Regions from separate parts of the Mus musculus genome. Here all the other regions are linked to region 3. Evidence: chromatin loops called from intact Hi-C (ENCODE). Cell type or tissue: left cerebral cortex. All regions are shown on one strand. Links, peaks and the distances in the headings refer to the core of each region. The heading gives the core; the rest is flanking DNA.

Region 1 (7,580 bases), core at 1,352-6,351, 89 kb after region 3:
CTCCCACCCACCCCACTCTCTCTCAAACTCAAACTGCTTAATGTTAGGTATAGGTATGTGATTTCAGGGCTGATGGTTTGGTACTGAATAATCAATTGGAGGCCTCCTGCCTGGCAAGATTATTTTCCCCATACAGTTGATGCTTCATCTGACTAAGGGTATTTGAACCACACTAAAGATAGTAGACCTGACTGTGGGGCATTTGGATAGAATGAAGGAGAGCCTCTCTGTGGGCTTTTATGAAGTCAGAGAAGGTTCAGGAAATAATCAAGGAGATAGAGCATGGAGGAGCTGAGTGTCAAGGACATGAAACCCAGAAATAAAATCTTGTGTGCAGTTCACAGGTTACACTGTGTTCAAAATGGGGCCCCTGTGATCCTTGTTGCTACTGTGGGGAACTGTGGAAACGACCTCCTGTTTGGTTCTAGCTGGACAGGGTTGCTTGCTTTAGTAGAGGTTGCCCACCAGAATACTAAAGGCTTTCAGGCAAGGGCTTGCTCTACACACCACCCCATCTTTTGTCGAAGCAACCATTGCAGCCTCTTTCAAGTTTTCCTCCTATCTTGTTATCTCTCTGTATTGCATCCCCAAAACTAAATGAGCAGCATTTCTTAAGTATTAGTCAGACCACGTCACCTACGATTAAGACGCTCTTGGTAGTCTTAGAATTAATCTACTTTCCCCCGTGTGCCACTCTTTTATGGATTAGAAGGCCTTCCATGATAAGCCTCTGTCTCCTGCCACTGTATTGTCCCCATATCTCTTCCCTACCTGCTATGCTTTGCTCCCCAAACATCTCCAGCTCTTTCCTCCCAGAGACTCAGCATGACCTGTTTTCTTTCCCATAATGTCTTCCAGGTCACCCTTTACATCTCCCTTGCCATTTGGCCTTTCTCTTCAGTACTCATCCCCGGGTACAGAAGACCTCAGTATGAAGTACCCACCCCTCTCTGTGTCTCTGTAGGTCTGTCTGTCTCTCTTTCTGTGTCTACCTCTCTTTCTGCCTCATGTGCACATATGTATGCATGTGTGTATGTATGTCATATGTCATGCAGCCACATAATTTCCCCTAACTCAGTCACCACCCTGAGTACACGCTGATAACAAAACTTTCCTGCATCACACATGTATAGTCAATGCATGCCACCCCTTTGCATGCAGACACTTGCCTGCCAGCCTCTTTTGATTTTCTAGCACCATGGTGCACTTCCTGGTCCTTTGGCATTTGTGTTTGCACCTTTAGCCCCTTGTGAACTTAGTGCTAACGTCATGAGAACTGTCTTTACCCTGTCCACTAGTCTCCCTTTTCAGAGTTCTCGTTACTTTATATGGAAGAGGTTCAATAAAGGACAGTTTAAAGCAATGAAAAATATAAAGACTATTTTAGGAGAGTAAACCTTGAGTTAAAATTATTTATTTTGGGGTGGGGTATTAAAGATGTGTATAAATTGATATATGACATATTTGCACAAATACAGATATTTATATACACATAGATAAAGAGAAAGTCTAGGTAACAATTTGTAAAAAAAAAAATAGATGTATCAACACCTCAGGTAAAGAAACTAATGATCATTTTAGTGGTTTGAATGAAAATGCCCCCCCCACAGACTCATAGGGATTGGCAGTATTGGAGTAGGTATGACCTTGTTGGATTAGGCCTGGCCTTGTTGAAGGAAGTGTGTCCCAGAGGGTGGGTGTTTGAGGTTTCCAAAGCTCAAGCCAGGCCCAGTGGCTCACTGTCTCTTCTTTCTGCCTATGGATGCAGATTTGGAACTCTCAGGTTCTTCTCCAACACCCTGTCTGCCTGCATTGAGCCATGCTTCCTCCATGATGATAATGGACCAAAACTCTGAACCTATAAGCTAGCCCCAATTAAATGTTTTCCTTTATAAGGGTTGTGTGGTCATGGTGTCTCTTCACAGCAATATAAAACCTAAGACAATTAGCATTGCACCAGAAACCCCAATTTTATCCTACCCCATGGTATTTACCATCCTTCTTTCTAGAATAGGCAGCATCTAGAGTCTTTAGCTATCATTTTGTGTTCTATGAAATACAGCTTTATAATTAAGCATGGCCTGTAAGTAAGCCTGGAGAAACTAGAGAGCAAGTGTAGGCTTTGTTAGTGTGGGCATGGCAAGAGCCTTACCCAAGATGCAGCTTTTAGCAAAACCAAACCAAAAACGAACAACCAAAGAAGCCGCAGATGGGGCGTGGCTGCAGGCTGGAGCAGCTGATAGAGAGCTTACACTTCTCTCCAGCAGGTGCCAGTGCTAGCAGGAACTTCTAGAAAGTTCCATAAGAAACACAAATCCTCAGGTAGTTGTCTGAGCACCCATGTGGTCTGTGTTTGCTTTGGATCTTCAGCTTCTATGAGTGGCTTTTAGAGAAGCCATGTTCAGAGTGGAGGGGCCTTCAGCTGACCCAGACAGCACAACACTAACACAAAACAATGTAAATAAATGTCTGTATCACACTCGCTGGGGCAAAATTAGCCCGAATGGAGTCTGTTGTTCTCAACTAAACTGTGGCTGACACTCCGTGCTTTTACTCATTGGTGTTTTAGGTTTTGTTGTTGGTGGTGTTGTTGTTATTGTTGTTGGTGTTGTTTTGTTTTACCCTGTGCCCATGAGCTGTCTTAGGATATACATAAACTCCATGTATGCTCTTATTTCAACAGAAAGAACCAACACTGAAAGTGGCTTCATCGGGAGGGATCTATGTGACTAAGGATAGCACAGATTTAATATCATTGGTAATCTTTTTATTTCTCATACTGCTTAGTGGGCACACAAGTGCTTTCTGTGACCGCCTTTGTGTATATCATTCTTTGGTCACAATACAATTGTGGTGTGGTTTGGAGCCAAAGGCAGAAAAAATGCCTCTGTACACAGTCTCTCCTCTTCCTGTCGCCCCTGCTCCACCTGGGAGGTGCCTGAAGCTGTACATTCAGATATTTACAGTTGGCAGAACAGCAGGAAGGCTGCCTCACTGCCCCACATCAGACCACTGGCCTGAGTAAAGCCAAGCCTTCAGCAAGCCTCTAGAGCTGCAGCTGCTGCTGCTATAGTGCTCTGGTGGGCAGGGCAAAGTTAGCTTAGCCACAGAGAGGCTGAGGAGCAAGAAGAGTGGCACCACACACACAGCACCACCAGTGTGCATGGGTTTCCAAGGGGCAGCATGGAGCTTTGACTGAAAGAAGAACAAGCGCAGGGTACGAGTACATGGTGGCTATTCGAAAAGTGCTGGGATGGAGAGGGAGAGGGAGGGAAGGAGGGAAGGAGGGAGGGAGACAGAGAGCAACAAGAAATGAGAAATTAGAGAGATATGAGAATTGAGAAGTGTGTGTGTGTGTGTGTGTGTGTGTGAGAGAGAGAGAGAGAGAGAGAGAGAGCAGAGAGAGACTAAAGAGAGAAACCAGAGCCAGAGAGAGAGGGAGAGAGAGAAGAGATCAGAGGGAGAGACCAGAGAGAGATACAAGAGACTAGAGAGAAAAACCAGAAGAGACAAGAAATGAGAGGGAGGGGGAGGGGGAGATGGAGAGGGAGGGGGAGGGAGAGAGAGTTATTGTTTTCTATTTGTCTCCCAATTATGTTGGGGTCATTAGGAACAACCAAAATAGAATTGCAGTCAATAAGTTGTTAAGAAACACCAACACTTTCCTACTGATAACACCCTCTTATCAACACCCTACCCCGTGATGAAATTCCCTCTTGGTGCAAACTCTAGCTTGGCCTCTCTTAGTCTTTCTCTGCAGATATCACTGTTGGCCTAGAAAGACTTAAGACACTAACACGTTCCTAACAAGTCATGACCACATCTGTAGCTTGAGCTAGCCTCTCCTAATGTGCCTTTCTGCTGAAACTCAAAGCTGCAAAAAGAAGTTCTACTGTCCCAGCCAACACCTAAGACAGGACTTAGCACAGGAGCCTAAGTTTCAATGGTCCCAGTAGCAAACCTGGGTGAGTCTCACGTAGACCAACATTCCTTGCTGCCTTTTGTAATGTTGTTATTTCCCTGACTGTATTAAAACTATGTTCACCTCTTCCTGGTTGCTTGTTCTCCATTTCAAAGGTCCAGGCAGCTCTGTGCAAATCATGTTTGAATTCACTTCACACTGGATTATACTCTTGATTGAAATAATTTCTTACTGATAGAACTGTTGTTATCATTTCCCAAGTCTCTGGCTTTGCTTATCTTTAACACCTATATTACATGTGGCAGAAAATCTATTCTAGAAAGTGCTTGTGTGCTTTGAAAAGGACCTAACGGCAGACAGAGAATGCTGCCCTCTGCTGGATGAAAAGGACCTAACGGCAGACAGTTAGAGAATGCTGCCCTCTGCTGGATGAAAAGGACCTAACGGCAGACAGTTAGAGAATGCTGCCCTCTGCTGGATGAAAAGGACCTAACGGCAGACAGTTAGAGAATGCTGCCCTCTGCTGGATGAAAACTATGGCTTGGCCTTAGGTGCTTTTGCGTGTGACCACTTGTCACACCACCTTTATAGTGACTATGACTTGTGTGCAATGGATCTTCACAAGCCATGGGACCCTGGATGGGCACCACTTGATCGATGTTGTGTAAATGACAATTTTAGCTGTTTTACTTGACGGTGGACAGACTGCCTCAAAATATTAGTACCCTAAGGACTTTTAGTAAGCCACCTTGGACTGGTAAAATGGCCCCACAGTTACCCCACTTAGATACAGAAAACACTGCATTTCTTATAGCATCAAGAGAGATTGACCATAGCATCCTTTATTCACACCATTTTTTGATCTCTTTACCTTTTGATTCATTACTTGGGGAGTGGGGAATGTTCTTTATTCCTTAATCACTAGGGGAAATTTTAAAAGTACGATGGCCTTTGCGGAGGGCATCATTTAGTGATAAAATTATACTTGAAACCTCATAAGCCAGGATTAAAGCACATGCTTTTCATCCCAGCACCAGAGAATGAGAAGCAGGAGAAGCTGTGAGCTCAAGGCCAGCCTGGACTGCATAGAGGTACCTTGTCTCAAAACAACAAAAGCAAAACAGCCATAACTCATAAGAATATTGGGACGGGCAAGCATTCTAAAGCAGTGGACTCTTCTGTTTGGAAGTCTTTTGGTGTATTCACCAAGCAGCCACTCCTAGCCTCTGCTCTCCACCAACCTCACTCCTGGCACTATGCAGTGTTCACAGATCCTCACCCACAGGGAGACTGCCTACCTACTCCTCTCCAATCTCCTTTGCATCAGAAATCCAGAGATCAGCAGAATTGCCTTCCTCATCCTGAAGGTGAATCCCTTCCCCTCTCTGTACTACATTTGTCTTCACAGGATTCCCAGTCTGACATCTGGAACTGATCTTTTCACAGTCAACAGCACCATAGGCTCTGTGACAGTCTCCATGGGCTCCATGACAGTGCTCCATGGGCTCCATGGACTCCATGACAATGCTCCATGGCTCCATGACAGTGTTCCATGGGCTCCCTGACAGTGCTCCATGGGTTCCCTGACAGTGCTCCATGGGCTCCCTGACAGTGCTCCATGGGCCCGACAGTGTTCCATGGGCTCCATGACAGTGCTCCATGGGCCCCAAACAGTGTTCCATGGACTCCATGACCATGCTCCATGGACTCCATGACAGTGGTCCATGGGCCCCATGACAGTGTTCCATGGGCTCCATGACAGTGCTCCATGGGCTCCATGACAGTGTTCCATGGGCTCCATGACAGTGCTCCATGGGCTCCCTGACAGTGCTCCATGGGCCCCAGACAGTGCTCCATGGGCTCCATGACAGTGCTCCATGGGCTCCAGACAATGCTCCATGCGCTCCATGACAGTGCTCCATGGATTCTGCTGGAGAGGATACTAGCTGGCATTCTATTTCTTCATCATCCTTGCATACTTTATTCAAGAATTTATACCACTAACTGACTCTGTGTGCATTACCATCACGTGTGGCAGATCTTGCTCTCTGTTGATATTATCATTTTGCCTCCTGGAGGATTTTCTAGCTACTCTTTTGCTTCTAGCTCTGCTCCACCACCACCCCAGCTTTTTCTCACCCTTCCTGACTTCAAACTCTCAGGATTTCACTTTTTAGATTTACAGTCTTCCTATTTAAATAATATTTAAAATTATGCACTACTTTCATGGTGCTCTGGATATTTGTCATAAGATTAAAGGAGTTTCCGAGATAATACAGGTAATTATAGCAGAAATCTACAAAATATTCTACCCAGACATCAAAGAATATACAATTCTACTAAAAAAAAAACACACTGGAGCTTCTGGAAAACAGATTACATACTGACACACAAAGCAGATCATAGCAAATTGATGTGTGCAGTATCTATCTTCAAAAGGAACATTCCCAAACTTCTCTGAAGCCAGTATTACTCTAATAGCCAAGCCAGGCGAACATACAACAACAAAAAAAGAACTTACCTTCTGACTTCCCTGGTGGATATAGATGCAAGATTCCTCATCAAAACACTTAAAAACTGAATATTGGAACATATGGGAAAACTGAATATTGGTCAACCACCATGGTCAAGTTGGCTTGATGCCAGACATTCAACATAAGTCAATACATGTAACAAATCATGCAAATCCCACTCATCTCAATAGGTGTAGAAAAGACTGCTGACAAAATCTCACACCCTTAATGATAAAAGTTCTAGGAAAAAAATAGGACTGGGGCAACACAGCTCAGAATAATAAAGGCTGCCTGACAAAATCATAACCAACATCATCTTAAATAAACAATTAGAAATTAAAATATAGACCCATTAAAATAAAGAACGAGACAGGGATCTTCACCATACCCAACCAATTTTAATAAAGTCCTTGAAGCAGCAATTCAAGCACCAAAAGCAGAGGATGGAGTTAGAACAAAAGGGAGACGAAGTCAAACCATTCTATCTGCAGATGATATTGTACATAAGAGATCCCAAAATTTCCTCCAAAAATCCTTCAGAAGAGATGGACTATTTCAGCAAAATGACAAGCTACAAAATTAACTTACAAAGACCTAGTGACCTTTCTGTATACCAACAAGCAACAGGCTGAGACAGACATTATGATAACTGTATTGGCTGGATTTGTGTGTCAATTTGACACAAGCTAGAGTCATCAGAGAAAAAGGAGCCTCAGTAGAGGAAAAAAAAATGCATTCATGAGATCCAGCAGTAAGGCATTTTCTCAGTTAGTGATTGTCTTACTTAGGGTTTTACTGCTGTGCACAGATACCATGACCAAGGCAACTCTTATAAGGACAACATTTAATTGGGTCTGGCTTACGGGTTCAGAGTTTCAGTTCATTATAGAATTGGGAACATGGTAGTGTCTAGGTGGGCATGATGCAAGCAGAGCCAAGAGTTCTACATCTTCATCTGAAGGCTGCTAGCAGAATGCTCACTTCCAGGCAGCTAGGACTAGGGTAGTAAAGCCCACACCCACATTGGCACACCTAACAAGGCCACACCTCCTAATGGTGCCACTCCCTGGACCAAGCATGTACACACCATCACATTCCACTCCCTGGTCCCCATAGACTTGTTCAAACATATGAGTCTATGGGAG
Region 2 (7,580 bases), core at 1,715-6,714, 220 kb before region 3:
ATCAGAATTTAAATTATATAGGTCAAGGCTTATAGATGTTCTATTATCTGGTTCCCACTTGCCAAAGTTGATTTTACAACCAAGGTTTCTTGATGACATTAGGGACAGCAACTCTTTTCTCTTCCGGGAGCAACAAGTCTCTCTGGAAATGCTCACTGAATTGTTTGGAATGAAATATAGAATTCCATACCTTTCATTTGGTACAACTGTGTTTCTATGGGAATCTGGAAAATAGGAGGTATGGAATGTTCTGGGACAATGACATTAGGGCTACTGCTGCCCCTCTCTCCACTGACTAGCACATCGTGGTCTTAACTTTGGAATTTTCAACAGAGCATGTATGTGGGCATCTGGCTTCAGTAAATCCTTTTCAACCAGTTCTTCCAAGGAATTTTCAAATGAGTAAACGTGGTTGTTTCCCTTTCTCTCCTACCTGCTCTTGTTTGATAACACACGCATGCCCACATCCTTTTGAAGAAGCCATTCAAAATATCTGAGTGAGGCCTTTTACACTTATTGTAAGCATGCAAGGAAAGAGGCCCAGGTTTCCTGACTTCATTGTTTTGTAGTAGATTGTAAAAATGAGCTTGACAGCCATAGTATTCAATATGGTTGTATTATGGCCCAGGTCATAGAAATAGGATGACATCATATGAATATTATTGCAAAGAAATTCTACTTTATGCCCCTCACTTCTCTCTTTCCCTTTATGTTAATTTCTATGATTCTTGAATTTAGGTGTCATTAAAAATTTAAAAATCACCAGTGTCTTCTTATCTTTGATGAGCCAACACTTGCTCCTCTAGGTGTCAAAGTGGAAACTTACCACTAATTTATAAGTTTGCAACTAAGCACATGAGAAGAAAACATGCACACACTAGCCTGTCAGCAGCCTCGCCCAAGGGAAGGGTGGATCTTTTACACAACTACCAAAAAGGGAAAATGTCTGCCTCACGAAACTGTTCTGTCCTTCAAACTGGTGCCTTCCTAAGATCCTTGCCGCAAAGACTTCTGGAAGGCAGAGAGATTTCTCTTGGCATTTGGCACAGAGGTTAAGAGTTGTTTTTCTATTATTTCTTCTTCTTCTTCTTCTTCTTCTTCTTCTTCTTCTTCTTCTTCTTCTTCTTCTTCTTCTTCTTCTTCTTCTTCTTCTTCTCCTTCTCCTTCTCCTTCTCCTTCTCCTTCTCCTTCTCCTTCTCCTTCTCCTTCTCCTTCTCCTTCTCCTTCTCCTTCTCCTTCTCCTTCTCCTCCTCCTCCTCTTCCTCCTCCTCCTCCTTTTTTTTTAAGCAGGTTTCCCTGTGTAGCCTTTGCTATCCTAGAACTCACTCTGTAGAACATTCTAGCCTGAAACTCAGAGATCTGCCTACCTCTGCCTCCAGAATGCTGGGATCAAGAGTAGGCACCACCACAACCGGGATTTTTGCATATTATTTCTATATGGTCTTCAGAAAACCTAGAAGAGAGGACAGGATATTCAAGGGTCTCACCCCTCTCTTCAACCGCCATGGCTCATCAATTTTCTGGACCGCTCACCTCTATGATCTGTTTATCTTAAGCATGTCTAGAGACTTATGTAACTTTTAGAATTATAAATCCTCTGAAAAATATGGTTATAAAAAATGGTTTTTCCCCCTCAGTCAGGACTCATGGAAAGGTTACCTAATTGCCTCCTAAAGAGGGGGGAAGGCTTAGTTAAAGTGGAGCAGAGAACAGTGGTTGAAATGTTGGCCTACCTTTTATAGGAAGAGGGGCACTAACAAAGTTTCAAGCCAATTTCGAGTTCAGAATTGGTGGGGGTTCCAGAGAGCCATGGTGGTGTTTTGTGGTGTGAGACAAGTCGTTAAGGGATGGAGGTCACTCAGGTCATGGAATGCCACAGCTAGTCACATCCCTTCTGTAGTAGTAATTGCTCTCAAGCACGCAGAGATGAGCAGAATCATGGGCAAGAATCCCGGCAGTCAGGCCTGCAAAGCTCCCTTAGTGTTGATGTGGTTCAAGAAAACTTGCAAGGGCCTGGATTTCATTTTCTTTACTTTTTCTTTATCCCATGATCGAGTTGTATGGTTTGTAGCTACTTTAACTCATTATCTTCCTGCCTCAGCCTCCTGAATGACCCTGTACCCAATCCCTCAATGTTTTTCAAAGTCAACACACCCTTCTGATATTATTAACAAAAGTGCAATATATATATATATATATACATTTCCTACTGGTACACTGCCCAGACCTGTGATGGGGTCTCCAATCAAGAGCAAAAGTCCCACTTTCTTTTTAGACAAAGGCAAAACTAAGTTTCCTGACATCACTCCTTGGTCACAGCACGCACGCGCCCGCGCGCACACACACACACACACACACACACACACACACATGCGCACACACAAAGGGACTCTAGGTTATCATCCATACAAATGAAAAGCATGATATGAATCCGTGGCATGAAAGTTATTTGCAGTAAAATTATAGTCTGTAGTTTCTGCAATAGCTTAATTGAGAAAAAGGTTGCACCCCCCAAAAAGATTATGAAAGACAAATAAATGATAAGTTACATGCAAGTAGCAGGTGTTTATAGATGAATGATCCTTACAAATATAAGAGCAAGTTTGCCACATATTAACACAGGAAATTGCTCACGGTTTGAATGCATATATGGGCCACTGCCATCAAAGACTTCCTTCAAATAATTATTAGGCAGTATAATCGAAGGCTAATAGACCATTTATCAATGCTGCTTCTTGGCTGCTCTGGAGCCCCTTGGAGCTCCTGTGTGGGGGACATTAGCAGCCACAGTTGGGCTGTGGTGGAGGAGGGGTCTCCTTGAGCCTCGTGCTCTGCTTTGCCGCTGTGATGGCTGGGTCGGTCTCCAAGCTCTCTGACATTTTGTCACAAATGATATCTACGAGGCGCTCGAAGGTTTGCTTCACGTTGATGTTATCCTTGGCGCTGGTTTCAAAAAACTCAAACCCTGCAGGAAACACACAGAAACAGGCCCATCATTTCACGTTTCTGAAGTCCAATGGACTCAGTTGCGGTTTTGAATGTCGATGGGGCAAAGGCAGCGGTGGGAGATGGGTGCGATTTCTTAGACCGGAGATGACTGCTGGACAAGAAGCGCTACCCACTGACCAGAGCAGAGAGTTATAAAGAGGGGTTGATGATACTCATTTTATTTGTCTCTACTGATTCATTCATGATGTCTGCAACGGCAGAGAGATTTTCTGAGAGGAAATCAAGAGTTAACAGTAGTAGTATCATTAGGAACCCTCACCAGCCAGTCCTCTCATCCTGACTCCTTGCTCCCGCCTCTGGTGTGCTCATACATCTTTGTTGACTTGGCTGGATTAAGAGCAAAGCATGGGGCGTGTCTGCGACTGCTTTTCCAGGCCCAACTAGATGCTGTGGACTCTGACTTAATCAGTGACTCACCCCCTCGATGACATTATTGCTAGGCAGTGAGGGGTTGGGGCGGGGTTTAGTTGGTGTAAGTCCGTTACTGGAACTTATCCTGTATCCTCGGGTGCTATATTATTCAGGGTTATCCCTTGTTCTGACTCCTGGCCACCTTGGTGTGAATTGTTGTGTTCAGCTTCAAGGCTGACTTTTTGGAGAAAAGTGAGACGCCTTAGACAAAAAACCTGAGGATTTTTTGTCTGGTCGCCGTGTAGTCTTTTAAAGTCTTCTCTAAAACTGACATGACTTCCATTCTTCTCTCATTGCTGTATTATGTCAAAGTTATTAACGTTTTTGAACAAAAGATTTAGAAAAGGTCCTGTGCATATTCTATCAGAAGAGGGACTACGAATTTCCTATTCAATCCTGTTCTTTTTTCCCTGTCCAGTCATGGGACCAAGTAGTATCTAGCAGGACACTAGGTGGCGCTAAAGAATCACAGGAGTTACCGTAGACCTCCTTCAATCTCTGGGTATTTGAACTGAGTGTTAATGCAATAACCCTGCAGTCTTTGTAACGCTGTTTCAGCTTTCTGGTGGGGGCAGATTTCCTTCTCACCAGTACTATTTATGGCAGTAAAGTTTTTGAATAGGAAAGAAAACAATAAATTTTAATTGAGCAGCAAAAATACAAGAAGGTGGGAACCATGGCACAAGGAGGGTGGGCAAACCCCACTTCCAGGATGCGGCTGTCTGGAAGCCATCTCAGAATGCAGCTCTGCACACAATGTTATCATTCCATTGTTCGCATTCCCATTCTACCGGCTGTGCTTGCCTGTCAGTTGCTATGGCAACTGCCCCAATTGGCCAGCCGGAGATTGGTCTGGTCCACCGGGGGGAATGTTGATTTAGGATGTGCTGGGCAGAACACAGAGAGCCTTTTTTAATCCATTCTCAATTTTACACCCTATAAATCCTTCTGGTTACATCTGGCCCTATCTCAGAGGAGACACAAAGATTCAAAATGATTAAATCCAGTGAATGCCTGGCTCCTGGGACCAAAATGAAAAGCACAGTCCACTGCTTCGCATCTATGTCCACATCCCTTTAATAACTAAGAAATACTTGTTTTCTTGAAGGGAATTGAAAGGAAAAAAAATAAATGATTTTCATAAGTTAAAATTTCTAAGTTTTTGACACTACTGTTGATTGGATGATTAAACCCAAGTTACATTTTGACTGCAGCTCTGTTAGGATCCGAGCAACAGCCAGACTCAGGAGACAGATCATTAGCAGATTAAAGTCCTAGGAAACAGTGCAAGGTATTTCAGTCTACCTTTGGCTTCTATTTCTTTTTTTATTGTTTTGTGTCTGCACAGTGATCACGCCGTTCTCTTAGAGTAGAAATTTACCTATAGGCAAGGCCAGGTGGTGTGGACAGTGCTGATTTTTCTAAAGCTGGTGCATTCCCTACAGCTGGATCATTTACGTTCCTGATGGACCCAGGGCAGGGCAGGACAGGCACCCTCTGCTCGATGTCATTGCTTACTCATCAGAGCTCTTTGCTTGCTATTTTCTAGGTGCTAGTGTTTTTGTCCCAGAATTAGTAGGGTTGGGCATCATTCCAGAAGATTCCAAAACCACACCGGAGATGTGAGACCTCTGAATGAAACTTTGGAGGAAAATAATTCTGAAATTTGGGGCAAATCTGGGACAAGTTTCGGTTCTATCATCGTTTCAGCGGGTGCTTCTTTTACATGTGAGCGTCTGGGAAAGGGCAGAACATGAAGCACTGAGCCATTGCTGAAAGATACAGGCTCCCACCCCCCTTTATTAAATGTAACTCCGTTATCTGGTTATGAGGTCACCCTAGGATGATGGTGCGCAAGTTGGGAACAGTAACGTGATCTCTGATCACAGAATCCAAAATGTTCTCAATTTCCATCCCTTTCTGTATGTGATGATTTGTATATGCTCAGACCAGGAAGTGGCACTATTAGAAGGTGTGGCCCTGTTGGAGTAGGTGTGTCACTGTGGGCGTGGGCTAAAAGACCCTCACCCTAGCTGCCTGGAAGTCAGTATTCTGCTAGCAGCCTTCAGATGAAGATGTAGAACTCTCTGCTCCTCCTGCACCATGCCTGCCTGGATGCTGCCATGCTTCCCGCCTTGATGCTAATGTACTGATCCTCTGAACTTGTAAGCCAGCCTCAATCAAATGTTGTCCTTATAAGAGTTGCCTTGGTCATGGTGTCTGTTCACAGTAGTAAAACCCTAAGACACCGTGGGATCCTGGGACTCAGGAGAGAGTGTCTAGGAGCCCTTCACATTATAAGAACACTCTTTCCTCAGCATGGTGAGGAGGCCGTGATATGGTGAGAGTGTGGGGGCTTATTGGCCCAAGTACCTTGGCAGCCCACCGTTAACATGCTAGATTTTAAAAAAATCTTCACTGTTTCTGTATGTTTGTTTGTTTATTTTTTATATATTGTATGTGGTCAGATATGTATGTAATTTGCATGTATGAAACACATATGTGGAGAACAGGATGGTAAGCAAGAGTCTGTTCTTTCCCACCATGTGGGTCTGGGAATTGAACTCAGGGCATGGGGTTTAGCAGCAGGCTCCGTTATGTACTGAGCTACCTTGCTGGTCTGACACACTAGATCTGTCACCATGAGAAAATTATGGCTTCCGCACTCACTTTCATAATTTATGGTGTTTGCTCTGCCTGTCCTATAGCATTATCATGGCTCTCAAGTGGGAAAATGTGGGTGAAGGGGCCAAACAAACTGGGAAGGGCAAGGAGAGCAGCGTCAGTGACCCCACGCTGGCGTTTGTGTAGTCTAGGAGAATATTGAGAGCCCTGGGAACATTTTAACTCACTTTGTCCTTGAGCAAGGGCTATTAATTTGTCTACTTTTCAGATAAGAAAATGAAGGTGGAAAATGGATGAGTGATTTGTTTAAGCCTTCCCATGATTGGCTGGGAAATGGTAGAGACAGAGAGTACCCATTAGCCTTCCCTGCCTTTCTAGGTACCCCGAAGAAGGCAGCTACAGTTTTGTTGCAGTTAATTGATCAGTTCTAGGGTAATGAGTAGTTACTAATTCACACACAATTTCATTAATTTAAATAATTCGAAGGTGACTTACATGGGCTTTAAGAGTGCCAGTGAACCTAACAGTCCAGTTGTTTAACAGCTTAAAAATACACCGTGGGATTACAAAAGCCACATCTCCCTATGAACTAGAGAAGAACAGCTACAAAGCGTTCCGAAAATAAAACTGGTTTTCAGTGACCAGCAGCCTAAATCTATTTATCCTAAAACACAGAGTTCAAAGAGTGGGAGCACAAGGTCAACACTACAGCCTTTAGTATGGTGTCATTGAGTTGTGTAGATCTGGGGGAAATGGGGGTCTATCATGGACTTCTGTCTCCATTTGAATCACAAGGTAAAATTTCTCTGTGAGAAGCCATCCCTGTCCCATCCCTGTGTCCAAGCATGTTTAAAATTGCGGCCTAACTTACAACGACAAATGCAAACACTGGAGTCTTTATTCTTATAGTAACTCCTTGGGCTTTCTGGTTATTACACCCCAGTGTCTTGGTCTTTTTACCTTAGCTACTACCTAATAGGCTTGTTCTCAGAAAACCTTACCTTTACATCCACACACACCATCATCATCAGAAGTCCGGCATCAGTCAAAGAAGCCTGGCAAACAGTCCTACAAAACCCTGGAGATTGTCTCCTGCACACTGCCAAGGATGCTGCTGTTAGTTCATCAGGAGCAAAGAAGCAGACCAAGATGATGTAGCAAGCTGACTGTGGACTCTGACAGGTCCCCCGAGAAGTAGGCTACCGTTTCAGGTCCCCTGAGAAGTAGGCTACTGCTCCTTGCTCTGAACACCTGCCCCTTATGCTGCACGGTCTGTAATTAGTAACTTTAGCATGCATGTGGCTTTATCAGGCAAGTGGTGGACAGGCTTAGTGAAACATGGGTGAGTTCTTAGTCTTTTTTTTTCCTCCCAACTGCTCTCTGGCAGAGGCATCCCTGCTCTGGACTCAGAAGAGTACCTGCCTCAGCCAGCACACCCCTACCTTGGGGTTCTCCAGACCTGACTTAGACAGAACAACTCCTTCCCTTTCTAAAACCAATGATAGGGATGCCCAGACATGGTTTAAATTAAACTA
Region 3 (7,580 bases), core at 1,492-6,491:
ATGGCTAAAGGCAGTGGGCTGTTCTAAGTCAACATCAACAACACTGGGAGCTATCCAGGAAAATTGGCAAGCAAAGCCAAGACTGTGGTTTACAAACCCTGCATTGGAAGGCTCTCAAGTTCAAGACATCTCTGGGTTCCATAGTGAGATCTTGGTCATTCCCAAGATATGCGACACATCCCTTCAACTAACTGGTCATGTGGCCAGGTCCAGGGGCTCGCAAAGCAATGCAGATTATTGGCATTGCTCTTCTGAATCCATAAGAACTTGATGGTAAGACGATTGTTGCTGAAGATACTACATTTTTATAAAGACTTAGATGAACCAAGCTAATCCTGATTTGTAGCTTCCCCCTGCTTGATATCTTTCACTATACTGGAAGATACTACTCAGGCTACTGGAGAAGGGAAGTCATTATCCATCTCATAAATCTGTGAGTCCTACAAACCACAAAACTGGTCTGGCAAGAAGCATCTATGAATGCAATAATGGTGTGAATGTTATAGATGTAACCAACAGCTTTTTATTATTGACTTTAAGGCTTAGTCCACTGCAGGGAACTAATGACTAGTGCTGTACATCTGGCCAAGAACATGTACTTGGGGAGCTCTAGAAGTAAGTCTACTACTATTTTGCTAAATAAGCATCCTATCAACTCCCTTCTAAACACTTCTTTCTTTACCCATAGACTAATGCAGTTCTCACTCTTCACCTGAGAAGTGACTTCACATTAAATCCAAAAGTTATTGAACTTTAAAAGAGTAAAGATGGAAACCCATCCTTGTGGCACCAAAAGTTATTTGCTGTTTAAGTTAAATCTCTTTGCTTCCTATTTTTGTAAGTATGCTACCTAAGCAACAAGCCAAAAAGAAATAGAGAAGACTGTCTCCCCCACCATCAGCCACAAATCTTGGTGCCTGTAAAAGATAAGGACTAAGAGTTCATTGCACAAATGAGATGAATGGTTGCAGAGGATGAAAATAATGAGACATTCATGAATAATAAAGTACAGGAAGATCACAACCTTTCTATAGACAATGCAACAGTAATACTTAGACCCAAATTACCTATCATTTTTGGTCTATGTCTACATTCTTTTCTCACTTCTGCTTACCTTTAATCCATTCTTTCCACTCTGTCCCATTGCTTCAGCATATACGTTTCTTGAATAATACAAAGGCTCTGCTTCTATCAGATAAACCTAGACCTAAGCTAAATGCTAAATGTAAAAGACAAATGAATTCCACTTTAGTCCCATAAGGGACTAAAGAAATTACAAAGAATATAGACAGCAAAACCTTTAAAACACAATGACCCTTCTCAAACATTTAGTTTAGTTTATACAAGCTTATTCTATAAACATAAAATAGAGAGCCAATATGTTTTTCTTTTTTCCCAACCAAATGACTGAGTAGCATTTATACACAGTGTCCTCATTTTTTACACCACACATTTATCCCTTCAGGAGAAATCAGAATAATAGGAGGAATGATAAGAGATCTTTATAAAGATCTGGAAGAATATGAACTCTTTCATATTAGAGAAGTTGTTTAATCTTCATAAACTCTATTAATCTTCCTTTCTAGTCGGTAATGGTGGATTGTAAAGTTTTACAATTTATTTGTATTTTGGCCCTCATACATAATTCATTTGAGGGTTTATACATGCATATTAGTAGCATCTGGACTCCAAGCACTGACTAGACTGGGTTTTTTTTTTTTTTTTTTTTGGTTGGCTCCTGTATTAAAGTTGTTCTCAAAGTCTTGCCCTCAATCACGAGGCCCACTCTTCTCTGTGTCATTTGGCTCCCAGAAATTATTGATATGCTGAAGGAGAGGACTGAAATGACCACCTCCCATACTAATGTTTCCAACTCATATTTGGCAAGTTCTATCCATGGTTATCTAATTAGAAAGACAATGCAAGCACTGAAGGCTATCGTCACACATCATTGTGGTCGTCACTTCGAGAAACAATATTGCCTTATTTTCTATCAGCTTGGGGGGAAATGTTCTGCAGAAAATATCCAAATATCAAAGATAAATATAATGAGCTGAGCACAAAGGCATCTATATAAGAATGTTGGATGCTTTATAATGGACATTTGTGCATTTTTTTCAAATAATTTTATTTCAGAATTTAAAAATCCCCATAATACTTAGGAAGCTAGCCAATAAACTAAAAGCTCACTCTGTTTCATATTACCAACTGAACTAAACACTCCAAAAAAGGAGAAAAACTCTGAGATAAGGGAAGTATAAAATGAAGCTTGCCTTGTGACTCATCCTTTGTAAATGTAAGTTAAGAAACACTTGGGGCATATGTTTAGAATGATGGTACAGCTTATTGTTTGAAAGGAAAAAAGGAATTTCCAGTATTTCTAATGTTGCATCATTGTGTCTCAACATTACATGGAATATGATTCTAGTTTAGAAAAATGGATCCTAGCAGAGTAACTGCTGCTTAAGAAAACCTAAGTTATATTCATCCTCTGAATTATTACATAATTTAAAAAATATGAAAATGATAGAAGTCACTATAACAATAATCTATTGAAATGAATGTGTGTTCTTGGATAAGTACACTTTTCACAAGTCTGACATAATCACAATAGCTTTGGGGAGGCTATATATTAAATTCCAAAAATATAATTCAGTGAATTAAAATATTCCATAAATAGAAAAGTACCTGTATCTATCAGAAAATTAAGTCCACATTACCTAATTTTTACATTAATTTGCCATTAGAGTTTTCATTGAAATACACCTTTTACAATACCTAGTATATATCTAGTGGGCATACCCACAATGATTTAAGATATGTCCTAAAGCAATAACTCCATATAGTTCTATAACATTTAATTACCTTTCTAAACAGTCTAAGCAACACAGAAAAATAATATCAATATACAATAGCCATTTTGACAGAAAGATTTCAGAGCATCAACTTTAAATTCTAATGTACATTATTATTTTTCATTTTTGAAATAATTGAAAAATCATAAATTTTGGAGTCATAACATATTTTGATGTAAATGTGCACAGTGAAGTATGGAAACACAGTTTTTAAGACAACTGCTAATATATACTTATCATCAAATATTATTAATTCAGCTAGTTGGCTCTTAGCAACACCTCCAGAAAGGGAAATTATCATAAGCTAATAGACCCTGATTGCAACAGTCTTTATTGTCTGTCCACACTCATTTTACACAAGGTCTATAATAAAAAGCTAACTCACAAACAGAAATATCCGATGTCACACAAAGGGCCCACTATTCCTGGGAACGAATCAATTTTTCAATAACTCTTAATGTAATTTGAGGTCTTCCATTATATAATACTCCTGAAAACAATTAAATTCTATAGTGTTTTCATTTAACCGTCCAGTTAGGATTCCTTAATACGTATATAAAAGTCATAAAATAAATTAAAAGTAAATGAAAGCAGATGTATAAAGTCCTTGATTCAGGAGGAAACCATGGGGAATGTTTGAGACTGGATAGTCAAATATTTATGTTGCTGAGTTTACCAACAGAGGTGGATTCTGAAGGGAAGCAACACATTCCAAATGGAGTGCTTTCTAATCTTCTCATCCCATTCATAAAACGCCGCTCTGTTATGCAATGAGCCCATTTAGCTTGGCTAACAAACATAGACTTATGTTTAGCCTTAATCAGTTGTACACAGATAGGAGAAACAAGTCTTTAGCTTGGCTAACAAACATAGACTTATGTTTAGCCTTAATCAATTGTACACAGATAGGAGAAACAAAACTAGTCTTTACTTAAAAGCATAACTTAGGTGACTAGCTCCAAAAGAGGTACTCTTCATTTCTGAAGGAAGTAAACCCGAAGAATGTGATTAAAATGGGGAATCTAGTGGTACAGTGAATGGCCACCTCATCACAGGAATGCTGGGGAAGAGAGGGTCCTCGAAACGTTTCCGGCCAGTTAAGCAGACATAGATCAAGGATGTCATAGCTCTGAGATAACTGTGAATGTGTTTGCTCTTTACCTCTGATACTAGGACCCTAATCTTTTTTGCCCTTTCTTTTCTTTTATCTTTCTTGTTTTTTAGACCACTTTGGGGGATACTGACACTGACATTTCTTTCTTAATGTCCTTAACCAAGCTGAATTCGCTCTACCCAGTCGAGATGGAGAACTCTCAGTAAATTCGTGAGAAAATTCTCCAGTTCACACCGCTATCACTAACCCAGGAAGCCAAGACCATCAAAGACAACAAGAGATGGGCTGTCCTCACTTTGTTAGCTCGTGTTTTCATTTTCCACACTCAACCTCCTAGGGAGCCCAGAAAGAAAATGAACAACCCTATCTATCTTTCATCAAGTCCCCTGAGCTGCTAGAGAGACCCTCTCAGTTTCTCCGAGACCATTCTTTCTTTCTTTGTAGACCCACCTGCATGGGCGCCTCGTGTCTCATTGTAGGCAAATGTCCTTTCTCTCTTGCTAGGACAGCGCTGGTCCGGGAGCCTGGTCAAGCGTGCACAGCCTGCGCGCTCCCCGCAACACTCCGCACGCGTGGGGCTCTGTAGCCCGCTCCAACATCAGCACCGGAGCTGTCCGCTCCTGACTCCGCACAAGCGTTCTGGCCAGGGACCCCGTGAGCTTCTGGGAGTTGTAGTCTAATCTTAAGAGGCAAATGCTCAAATGGGAAAATTGTGAACTACAATTCCCAGAGACCCAGAAAGATTTCCCTCGGGCTAGCCCCTCCAGCTGCACTGGGCGGTGGAAACCTCCCTTCTTTCCAGTTACACCGGTTGTTCTCGCTCTCAGCCTGCCTAACCATTTCTTCAAAGAGCGCTAGCGACAATAACACCAATTCATCCCAAACTAGGACTTTTTCTTCACAGTATCGCTTTTGGAAGCCAGACTGTATCTCTCTGGCTAGAAAACGCAGCACTTTGTTCTAATTTCCAATGCAAATGGGCTTTACCTTATCTCTATCCTGAACCCGGAAAGTTTATACTTACCCAGAGTGGAGTAGTTTTACAGTCTTATTCAACGATCGTGCGGGGAAAACGGCAGTGGGTGGCACACACATAAGAAAAGCGGTTCATCCGCAAGACTGAATTGAGAAGATCGGCACGCACGCAAACGCGAACACACACACACACACACACACACACACACACACACACATATCCACAAAAGCTAGATTTCTGACTGAGCCCGCCAGGCACTCCTTTCTGTTTACCTTTCCATACAGCTCCATTGCAGCCGGAGGTTCTGATAGCCTCAAGTAAGTCTCCCCACTACAAAGGAGATGAAGGTCTTATGCAGGCGAAAGAGCACAATGGAAAGGCTTGGAGGAGTGGTTTGCGAGACCGAAATGAGGGATGGAAGGGACAGCGGGTTTAGATGGAGGGCTTTCTTTCAGAGGGAAACCCAGAAGTCTTCTAGTGACAGCTGCAAAGAAAAGGCTGCTAGTCTCCTAAGAAGTGCCAGGGGCGCCCGTGCCAAGCGGCCCCTCCCCTAGCCCTCCCAGCACACACACTACCTGAGTGCTGCAGAGCTGATAGGGCACTGGGTTATTTACCAAAAGCAAGTCACACAAAATGAACACATTCATCACCAGAGCCCTGGAGCACCTTCACGGAATGAGATGGGAGATCTAGATTAAGTTAGCCGGTCAGTCCTTTCTTAAACGCGCGTGCAGCTATTCCTTTTATATTGCAATTACTCTCCTCCTGGAACGTTTCATACCATGACCTTCACGTCTCTAAACTGGACATTTATGTGCTTTTGTCAACTTCTAATGTGTGAGAGGACTTTTGTCGTCCGTCGCTGAGACAAGTCCTCTCCCCTCCAGAATGCAAGCTATCTGTGACCCCCCCCCCACCTTTTCAAGATGTCAGATTTATGACATGAGAGGCAGAGTCAAAGTTGAAACCCTCATGATATTCACAGACAGTCATACAAAGGTTAATTCGAGTCATCTTTGAACTTCATCTCCTTAGATAGATCAGCAGAAAGGATGTTCTGGGACTTAAATGGGCTAGAAACATGTCTTGGGAATTATCCTTCATATTCCCAGGCCCCATGCCAGATATTCTGTTGGCAAAAGGTCTGGGGAATCTATCTACAAACACCTTCCCCAGCAGTTCTTATGCAAGTAATTCTTTTGCTATAACTCAAACGTTGCTTATAAAGGATTTATACCAAATACATTTTCCAAAGATACAAACCTCAGAATTTCCCTCTAAAATCTCTGTATATGCAACAATGGTGCAGTATATATCTGATATAGCAACACACACACACACACACACACACACACACACACATACATACACACACACTGGTCTTTTTTTTCTTTTTTTCTCTCTCAAAAATCTGTCTTCTAATCTTTGATTAATGAGAATGTCATGTGGTATCACTTAGGTGAATTTTTTATTTTCATAACAACTTAAAAGAACATTTTGAAACCATCACCTCTTAGGTGAGTTATGTGATGAGTCCAGAAAATTAACTTACAAACTGAAGACAGGGCCAGTGCGACGGATCAGTGCAAAGGTGTCTGTTGCCAAGTCTGATGACCTGAGTTCAGTCCTTGAGACCCACATAGTGGATGGCGAGACCCACATAGTGGATGGCGACAACTGACTCCAACAAATCATTCTGGGACTTCCACGTGTGTTTTGAGGCAAACTCTTGACTTCACATACACAAACCTAAAATAAATAAGTAAATAATAAGTAAATAAATAAATCTCATATAATGAAAAAAAATACATTATTGTCTTAGTTTCTGTTCTGCTGCTGTGAAGAAACACTATGCCAATGTCAGTTTTAGAAAAGAGAATATTTAACTGCTGGCTCGCTTACAGTTTTATAGGGTTAATCCATGAGCATCAGACCAGGCAGCAGACAGATACGGTGTTGGAAAAGTAGCAGAGAGCTTTACATTCTCATCTGCAGGTGTCTGGGGGACAAGTCTGGCCATGGCTTCCTCCAATAAAACCATACCCACTTCAACAAGGCCACACCTAATCCTTTCAATCCTTCTCAAACAGTTCCACTAGCAGGGAACCCATCATTCAAACATAGGAGCCCATGGCAGTCATTTTCATTCAAACCATCAGAGTTAATAACAAAATAAATGGCAATAATAAATGTTTCCTGATAACAGCTAACTTCCAGAAGAACTTCTAAAAACTTATTAAGATATATATAAAGCAGTATATTTTTCTAACATATATTTATTGTATAAATATACACACTTGTGTGCATGCACCATGATTTGGTTTTTAAGATCAGAGCTTGCTAACCTTGCCAGGTAGTGGTGACATACACTTTTAACACCAGCACTTGGGAGGCAGAGTCAGGCTGATGTCTGTAAGTTCAAGGCCAGGCTGGTATACAGAGAAAGTTCCCGGACAGCCAGAGCTACACACACAGAGAAACCCTATCTCAAAAAACAAAAACAAACAAACAACAGAAAACCATCTGAATATCTCTCTGAAGTCAGAGCCCTTTGATTTTGCTTGAAATCAAGATGCTATCTATCAGTCTGGGAACCAAATGGCAGACGACTCTCCACCGATTATGTTTACTGTCT
Region 4 (7,580 bases), core at 991-5,990, 200 kb before region 3:
TTCCTAATGACTTTTATGTCTTCTGGCAGGTTTAGGCCCAAAGACAATGGAATAATCTCTGTTGGCCTCATAAAAACAGTGGTGGAGACTCTTAGCTAGCCTGAGCAACATGCTTTAATGCTCAGGAATTCTGATTTGCATATGTTTATTTTACAAAGGGATGGCTTTCATAAAGACATTTTTGGTGCAACTGGATTTGATATTTTAACCAAATTTACCATAATTGCAGTTTCTAAAAGTCAGAAAATTCCCCAGAAAATCTGACTCTAGCTCCATTCGCAGGCAGTTCATTCTGTCCAGAGCAGACACAGAGAGCTGCACAAAGCATTATTTAAATGCATTTATTTTTCATGGTGATAAATTCTGAAGAATTCAGTTAATTCATATGTTCTCTTGATGGTTTATATTTAGACTTTTTTTTTTTGTCTTTGTTCTCCTAGAACAGAGGAGATGGAGATGAAAATTTGCCATCTTTAGAATTCTTCCTTTAAACAAACAACTGCTTCCTTGTCAGAGGCTGCCAATCCAGGTGATTGGAAACTAATTACAGTTAAGGGCAGAAGAGAAAGTCAGGATAGGGTGTGTGATCTAGCCGGAGCAGGGACGTTTCCATGAATGGCTTTCACAGACGAAATACCACGGTTTCTATGTACATGGGGGATGAAGCATATGCCAGCATCAAACAGAGCTTCGTGCTAGGACTTGGGTTTCAGAGACTAGAGAAAGTCCCCTGTTGAGAACAAAGTTAGGAAGCGCCACAAAGTACGCAGGGTTAACATTCTGCAGAAAGCAACTCTCCCCACATAACATTCACAAATGACTTCTGGTGAGACTGGGACCCTTTCACAGATCCATAAAGGAATAAGGGTGTCTCTCAAATTCCCAACATGGAGGGCATTCTCTCTCTCTCTCTCTCTCTCTCTCTCTCTCTCTCTCTCTCTCTCTCTCCCTGTGATCTAATAAGCCACAAGTTTCCAAGGTGAGACCATCAGAGGATGATGGCGCTGAACTTCCTGAAGGGGAAGGAAAAGGAATAAACACAGCCTCAGACTCCTGCAGTGCAGAATAGCGGAGACCGGGTCTGGATGAAACTACATGGACGGACGCACAGCTTTGTCTGTGCGATTGAGAGGATGAGTGAGCCTGTCCTGCTCAACAGCGTTCCCTTAATGTCATGAGCCTGTCACTAGAGGCAACCACTAGAATAAGAAATAAGTGAGAAGCCATCATCGGGATGGTTTGGCTGACAATTTGTTTACTTTAAACGTTTAGAAAAAATGGTGCTTCTTCTAAATGTCAGAACAGTATTCAGTAAATTACATGAGAGATCCAAGATTAATATAGAATAGGATTTATGTTGGATGCAGACTGATTTAACTGGAATGAACATGTCAAAGAAAGAGGCATGCTGTTTGTAGGCTAAGCATATTGAATGCATTGGTAGCCTCCGATGTTTTCAAATTACTGATAGGTTTACTGGGACATAATAATACCACGTTTAAGTCAACTACATCTGCAGTTACAAATGTGGGGCATTTACATTTCTTGGAGGCAAATAATAATAAGCATTTTTAATTAGAAATCAGTCCCCCGTGAGTTTAGTTGGTGGGATTTATTATCTACCACTGTCAGTTATGATAATTTTACCTTGAGAAAAGGAAAAATCACACCAACCAGGGTGCAAAGCTAATAAACAGATCTGGACCCCTGCCAGGTGTCTTAGCCCATCCTGGATTTGAGCCCTTTTGAGTTCCAAAACCAAACACACCAAACTGATTTAGAAGAGTCGAGGCTTGTTTGTTTTCCTTTCTTTTCTTTTTCAGTGCTGGTAATTAAAATGAGACAGTTTACATTTCTTATATTCAGCTTTAAAATTTTAGTAACATTGTTCTTAACACTTTTGTGTTGTGAGAAAAAGAAACTGGAAGTCAGTAGTTTATACAGACCTTTCTCACCTCGAACTGGATTCATTCATTCATTCATTCATACTTTAAATGCTGCACGGGTTAGATCTGGGTGTAGCATTGAGAAAGGCACAGCAGGCAGATTACTCTGAGATAAGGAGCCAAGGTGGGTTCTGCGTGAGAGTAGGAAATCAAGAGGATGGGGACATTTGTGAGATGGGCTAAGCAGGATGAAAGACTGGAATCTCTCTAGCAAAAATATAGTTTTCTACTCTGTGGCTCTTGGAGGGGATGGGGGCTTCCTAGGCGGCCGAATGTTGTGGAGATTTGAAGTAGTAAGATTTTTTTTTTTTCTTCCAAGAAAGGGCTTCACAGGTTAGCTCTGTTGAGTAAACCAATGATGATTAGAACAGGGCTTTGCCAAGGTCTTGAAAAGTCTTTCCATGGGTAGTCTAAGAGTTTGAGACCTGACATATAAGAGCAAATTGGGTATGCCACTTATGATCCTACAGGGTGTGGTATCACCAGCCAAGCCTCCATATTGCCTCTCATTCAAAGTGAGCTACTTTGAGCGTGAACTGAGTGCTATCGATGCTTACTGGGAGATGAATGAGCACCAGCTGGACCATCCTGAGCAATGTGGGATGCATGGAATGTACAGCCTCTCCGTTCATCAAGAGTATTTTCTGCCAGGCGTGGTGGCACACGCCTTTAATCCCAGCACTCGGGAGAAATACGCAGAGGCAGGCGAATTTCTGAGTTCGAGGCCAGCCTGGTCTACAAAGTGAGTTCCAGGACAGCCAGGGGTATACAGAGAAACCCTGTCTTGAAAAAAAAAAAGAGTATTTTCTGAGGATTAAATTCCAGCTGCCAATAAGGAAGACAGAGAGTTACGAGACATAGATGAGGCTAATAACAGGGCAAACTCAAAGGACTAGGAAAAGGTGGATGCAGGAGCTGTCCCTTTTTCATACATGGTTGTAAGCCTATCTAAGTATATCCAACACATTAGAGTATCCTTGATCTGTTTTCTACCTCCTGGGAAACCTTAGCCAGAAAGAATGTGAGCCAGCGGAAATAATGGTAGGGTGTCTGCACTTTTCCACAGACGGCTCCGTGCAGCCAGGTACTCAGAACATTTAAATAGCATTGCTGCGACTCCTTGCCAAATCCAGAAGTTGGCAATCCCTGTTCTTTCCTAAACACCGGCAATTAAGATTTAGATAAATCTTTAAAAACTGCTGAAGAGCAGTCAGTGCGAATGTGGAGCAGGTGGTTGGAGTTTTAAAAATAGGCACGGGGCGATGCTGTAGCCTCATTACAGTTGCTGACGACTCAACCTGCTTTAGTGTGCAATTGTTTTGCAGGCCCAAGGAGAAAATAATTAAAAAAAAAACTGAAGGAAAAAAAATTATCCTTCATTAAACTGGCGTGCCCGGAGGCAGTGGTATGGCCTGAGCTTGAAAAAGGACGGAAGGGGAGCATGTCTGTCACAGGCTGCTTGTGCTTCTTTGGAGTTGGTGCTGAGATTATTAAATGGTCCTTGGTGTGCAGAACTTAACACTGTAATGAGAAGCTGATGCTTATGGCACTGGATTAGTTGTGTGTGTGTGTGTGTGTGTGTGTGTGTGTGTGTGTACAACAGCAGCATCTTTTACTTTAGAAAGAGTTAATGTGTGCACAGAGAGGCTTGGTGGCTCGTTCTTAAGATTCATCTTTCGTTTTTATATACACTTCTTATGTCATACAGGAATAGACTTAATGGAGCCAACTTTTTAGAATTGAAGTGAATTTCATAGAAAAGAACTAGGTCGGTGGCTACTTGCAACACATAGAATCCTCATCTGGCTAAAGGGCCTCCAAGGATCCAGCATCCTGAAACTCTCAAGTCAAAGCCATGAAACCTTCAGATGCCACCTGACTGTTATCTTGGAGGGAGTCCGCCATCAGGGATGCATGCATTTCTCCAGCTGCTGTAGCTTTAGAGATGCGTTTGTGTATTCAGTCAACAAGGGATGGTATCTCACAGCTGTTGCCAACTTGACAGAAATGTAGGTGTGCTTGAGAAGAGAGAATCTCGTTGGAACAATTCCTTCCATCAGACTGGCCTCTGTGTGTGGCTGTGGGCCATTTTCTTGATTGCTAATTGACCTAGGAAGGCCCAGCCTACCATGGCTAGTACTACTCTAGGGAGGTTGGCCTGGATTGTATGCAAAAGGTATCTGAGCAAGCCAGAAGAAGCAAGGCCGAAAGTTAGCCAATATGGTCTCTGCTTCAGTTCCTGCCTTCGGTTCCTGCCTCTGCTTTCCTTGATGGCTGACTGTAACTGCTATGCCAAGTCAACTCTTCCTTAAGTTACTTTCGGTCATGGTGTTTATCACAGCAATAGAAAGCAAACTAGAATATGCTCCATTTCAGAGATCCTGATTTTTCTGATGTGATACACGTACACACACACACACACACACACACACACACATCTATATCTATCATCGATCGAGAGCTGGCCTGATTTTTTTTTAATGTCCCCTGAGTAATGCTGTTGTCCTGATTTATGCCCTGGCCATGTTCCCGTGCTATGCTCCACTCCTGATGGATTCCATGCTTCCTGTCCATTACCTCCAATCTACTGTTTAACCAGTGGTGTCAGCAGATTACCTACTATTATATAACCCAGCTTTTAGAAGATTCAACACTATCCTAATACATGAAGACTACTTTTATAATTTATATAGTGTACTGCTGGAACAACATATTTAAGATCTGAAAAACTGATGTTGAGATACGGGTAAGTATGTATAATAATTTTCCCTATACGCTGCCTGACATTAAAAACACCCTACTTTTAGGAATGCTACCTTTTTACTTAGTCCAAAATGAAATCCACTCTTGCCACCCTGTTCTTTCAACTCCAGCACTGGTTCGTGAGAACCAGTAGAGCCAATTCCAGTGTCTTCAGTGGTAAATGGCCTCTCATTGATATGTCATCTTTTCACGGGTTTGCCTCTTTAGCACACAGGTTCTTCTTCATAAAGGTGCCACCACCTCCTTGCCTATGCATGAAAATTCTATTTTCTGTCTTCAAGCCTGCAGCAAACACTCTCAACGTGGCCTTCCTCCATGCCCCTGGATGGGCATGTTCTTAATATCCTGACCTCCTCTAACACTTGTCTTTAATTCTGTTGGAGACCTATAGACTGGCTTATAAAAGTCATTGTGTACTGGAGTGGGGGCTATTCCAAAACCTGTGGCTAGTTCTTGGGATATGTTCTTCTATCTGGGATGCCTTGTCTGGCCTCAGTGTGAGAGGATGCTCCTAGCTCTGCATAGACTTGATGTGCCAGGGTGGGGGGATATCCAGGGGTCCTCCCACCATGCAGAGGAGAAAGGGAGGAGGGATGGGGTGTGGGGGCAAGGATTGTGGGAGGGAGTGACTGGTAGGAGGCAGTGAGCAGGATGTAAACTGAATAAATAAAAAAATGAAGTGATTGTGTCCCTTTGGAGTCTAGAATTTTCTAGTGACGAGTGCTTGACAATACTGAATGGAAAACTTAAAGGTTGAATAAATGAATGAATGAATGAATGAATGAATAAATGAAAATAATTCTGTGTCATGTTCCCAAATTTTATTTCGAAGCATCACTCTCCCATGTCCATCAAGAATATATAGTGTGACTCTAATGGCTGTTTAGTAAGAACACTTGCCTACTGGTTTTAGTTTGATGGGTTTTAATCAAGGTTCAGTGGATTTCTCTGCATCCTTACTGGATTAATAAATAACATCTCAGCCCACACTCTCTTTCTTTGGATCTCCCCAAGTCTCCTTGAAACTGTCTGTACCAGTTTGATGGATATATTTTGAAGGAGAAAATTTGAGCACGAGTAAGATTGTATTTAGGAGGATTCTTTCTTAGTAACAACGAAACCATTCCTGGCTTCTTTCCCAGGATTATGGGATCACTGGAAGATCACAGGACCCGGGAGAAGAGTTTAAGTAGGCTTACTAGCCACGCACACCTGAATTCCCTCCTGGATTTTAAGATGAAAGTAAATTCAGTAAAAATCTATTCCATAATTCGAGGTTATTTTAAGGTTATTGTGTATGGAGCAGAACTTAGCCCTGGGGATAGATGGCTATGATAACTTTCCCTGGTGGGAGTTCCTTAGGGTTAGCCTAGGGATCCCCAAAGCTCAGAGATCCCACAAGTAGACAACTTCACATACAGCTCCCTCCATTCTCTTTCCTACCTTGGCTAGCAATGGCAGCCTAGGTTTTCAGGGAAATATATGAGGATGCTAAAGTCAAAATCAGTACCATTGGGGGTCATTCCAGCTCAGCTCCCACCAGAGTCAAGGTTACCGAAGTCCAGAGGGAGACTTTCCCATCTGGATGTCAGTGATACTTCACATCCTTCAGTTCTCTTGTCTTCAAGGACACTCAAACCCCATGGCCAGTGTGACCAACTCTTGTCTTTGATGGTAGAGAAACAGTCCACAGAGGCAAATCCCATTCGTTAGCTCTCTCTCTCTATCTATCTATCTATCTATATATATATATATATATATATATATATATATATTTCTCTATATCTCCAGGAAAACAATGACATTCTGCTTGTCCTACCTCACACATCCAGAAATGCCGCTGTGTGAAAGAATACCCCATCCTACGGCTTTACCTTCTCCTCTTTTAAAAAATGAATGGACGGTCTACTCAAACCATGAGTTATCAAATGAGTATATGTGACTTAGAATTCACAGATATAAAAAGTGACATTCTGCCAGAGTCTGTTTCTAATAGAGAAAACCTAACTATGTAAATTAAAAGTGCAAAGCATTTCCTATGTTGTTCTAGGCTATGCTCTAATAGATTAAATGTTAAAATGTTGAATAGTGTCAGACACAGAGTCATGTTCAGCTTGAGCAGTAGTTCACTCTCTTCAGACACTCTGCTCATGTCTCGTGTGAGGCTATGCCAGTGCCTGGCAAATACAGAAGTGGATGCTCACAGTCATCTATTGGTTGGAACACAGGGACCCTAATGGAGGAGGTAGATAAAGTATCCAAGGAGCTGAAGGGGTCTGCAACCCTATAGAAGGAACAACAATATGAACTAATCAGTACCCCCAGAGCTTGTGTCTCTAGCTGCATATGTAGCAGAAGATGGCCTAGTTGGCCATCATTGGGAAGAGAGGCCCTTTGTTCTTGTAAACTTTATATGCCCCAGTACAGGGGAATGCCAGGGCCAAGAAGTGGGAGTGGGAGGGTAGGGAAGTGGGGGGGGGGAATATGGGGGACTTTTGGGATAGCATTTGAAATGTAAATGAAGAAAATGTCTAATAAAAATTTAAAAGTTAGTATAAAATGATACTACAAATGTTTTTGTTTATACTATAACTTCCTAGGGATTAACTTTGAAACTTGAAGGTCAGCAGTTAGTTTGTGATGGTGCTGATAAATTCATTTGAAACCCCAGATGAGCCAACTGGAAATAGGAACCTGAATTGTAGCCATAGGTTCCCTGAAGGCATTTGATTTGCCTGTTGTTAGGTAGAGTTAAGACCTCAGGGTGAATGGGAACTTCCAAGGAAGTATGTAGGATGGGTGTGGCGGGCCAGGGATATAAGAAGCAGTTGGAAGAAGATTTCTATGGCTACCTAGGAGACTTAACCCAGT

The links. Peaks named below come from ENCODE experiments on the same cell type or tissue, not always from the same donor. Only the 100,000 strongest peaks of a DNase experiment are listed, where the experiment ranks them.
Region 1: a loop joins it to region 3, with 3 times the contacts of the local background. A loop is called at or near these places in 3 of 42 quality-filtered maps.
Region 2: it touches region 3 in a loop (4-fold over the local background); 4 of 42 quality-filtered maps call a loop at or near these places.
Region 4: a loop joins it to region 3, with 2.0 times the contacts of the local background. A loop is called at or near these places in 4 of 42 quality-filtered maps.

The regions. Positions count from the first base shown.
Region 1 is chr13:110,364,438-110,372,017 of GRCm38, forward strand. The region is part of intron 1 of Gm41058 (a long non-coding RNA gene); the gene reads left to right. Among named protein-coding and RNA genes, the nearest start is that of Gm41058, 9.8 kb to the left of the region's middle. In left cerebral cortex, for the core only: a CTCF peak has its summit at 4,448 (motif pointing left); a DNase peak (open chromatin) is centred at 4,364.
Region 2 is chr13:110,059,038-110,066,617 of GRCm38, forward strand. It overlaps Rab3c (RAB3C, member RAS oncogene family), which reads right to left. Exons shown (of 5, transcript NM_023852.5): 5 at 1-2,965. The coding sequence ends at 2,778. Among named protein-coding and RNA genes, the nearest start is that of Gm32881, 56 kb to the left of the region's middle. In left cerebral cortex, for the core only: a CTCF peak has its summit at 3,861 (motif pointing right); DNase peaks (open chromatin) are centred at 3,515, 3,889 and 4,940.
Region 3 is chr13:110,275,576-110,283,155 of GRCm38, forward strand. Rab3c (RAB3C, member RAS oncogene family) reads right to left here and starts at 4,631. Exons shown (of 5, transcript NM_023852.5): 1 at 4,420-4,631. The coding sequence starts at 4,443. In left cerebral cortex, for the core only: no CTCF peak of the experiment used is centred there; DNase peaks (open chromatin) are centred at 3,660, 4,659 and 5,438; H3K4me3 peaks cover 2,839 bases; H3K27ac peaks cover 945 bases.
Region 4 is chr13:110,072,675-110,080,254 of GRCm38, forward strand. All of the region lies in intron 4 of Rab3c (RAB3C, member RAS oncogene family), which reads right to left. Among named protein-coding and RNA genes, the nearest start is that of Gm32881, 70 kb to the left of the region's middle. In left cerebral cortex, for the core only: no CTCF peak of the experiment used is centred there; a DNase peak (open chromatin) is centred at 3,128.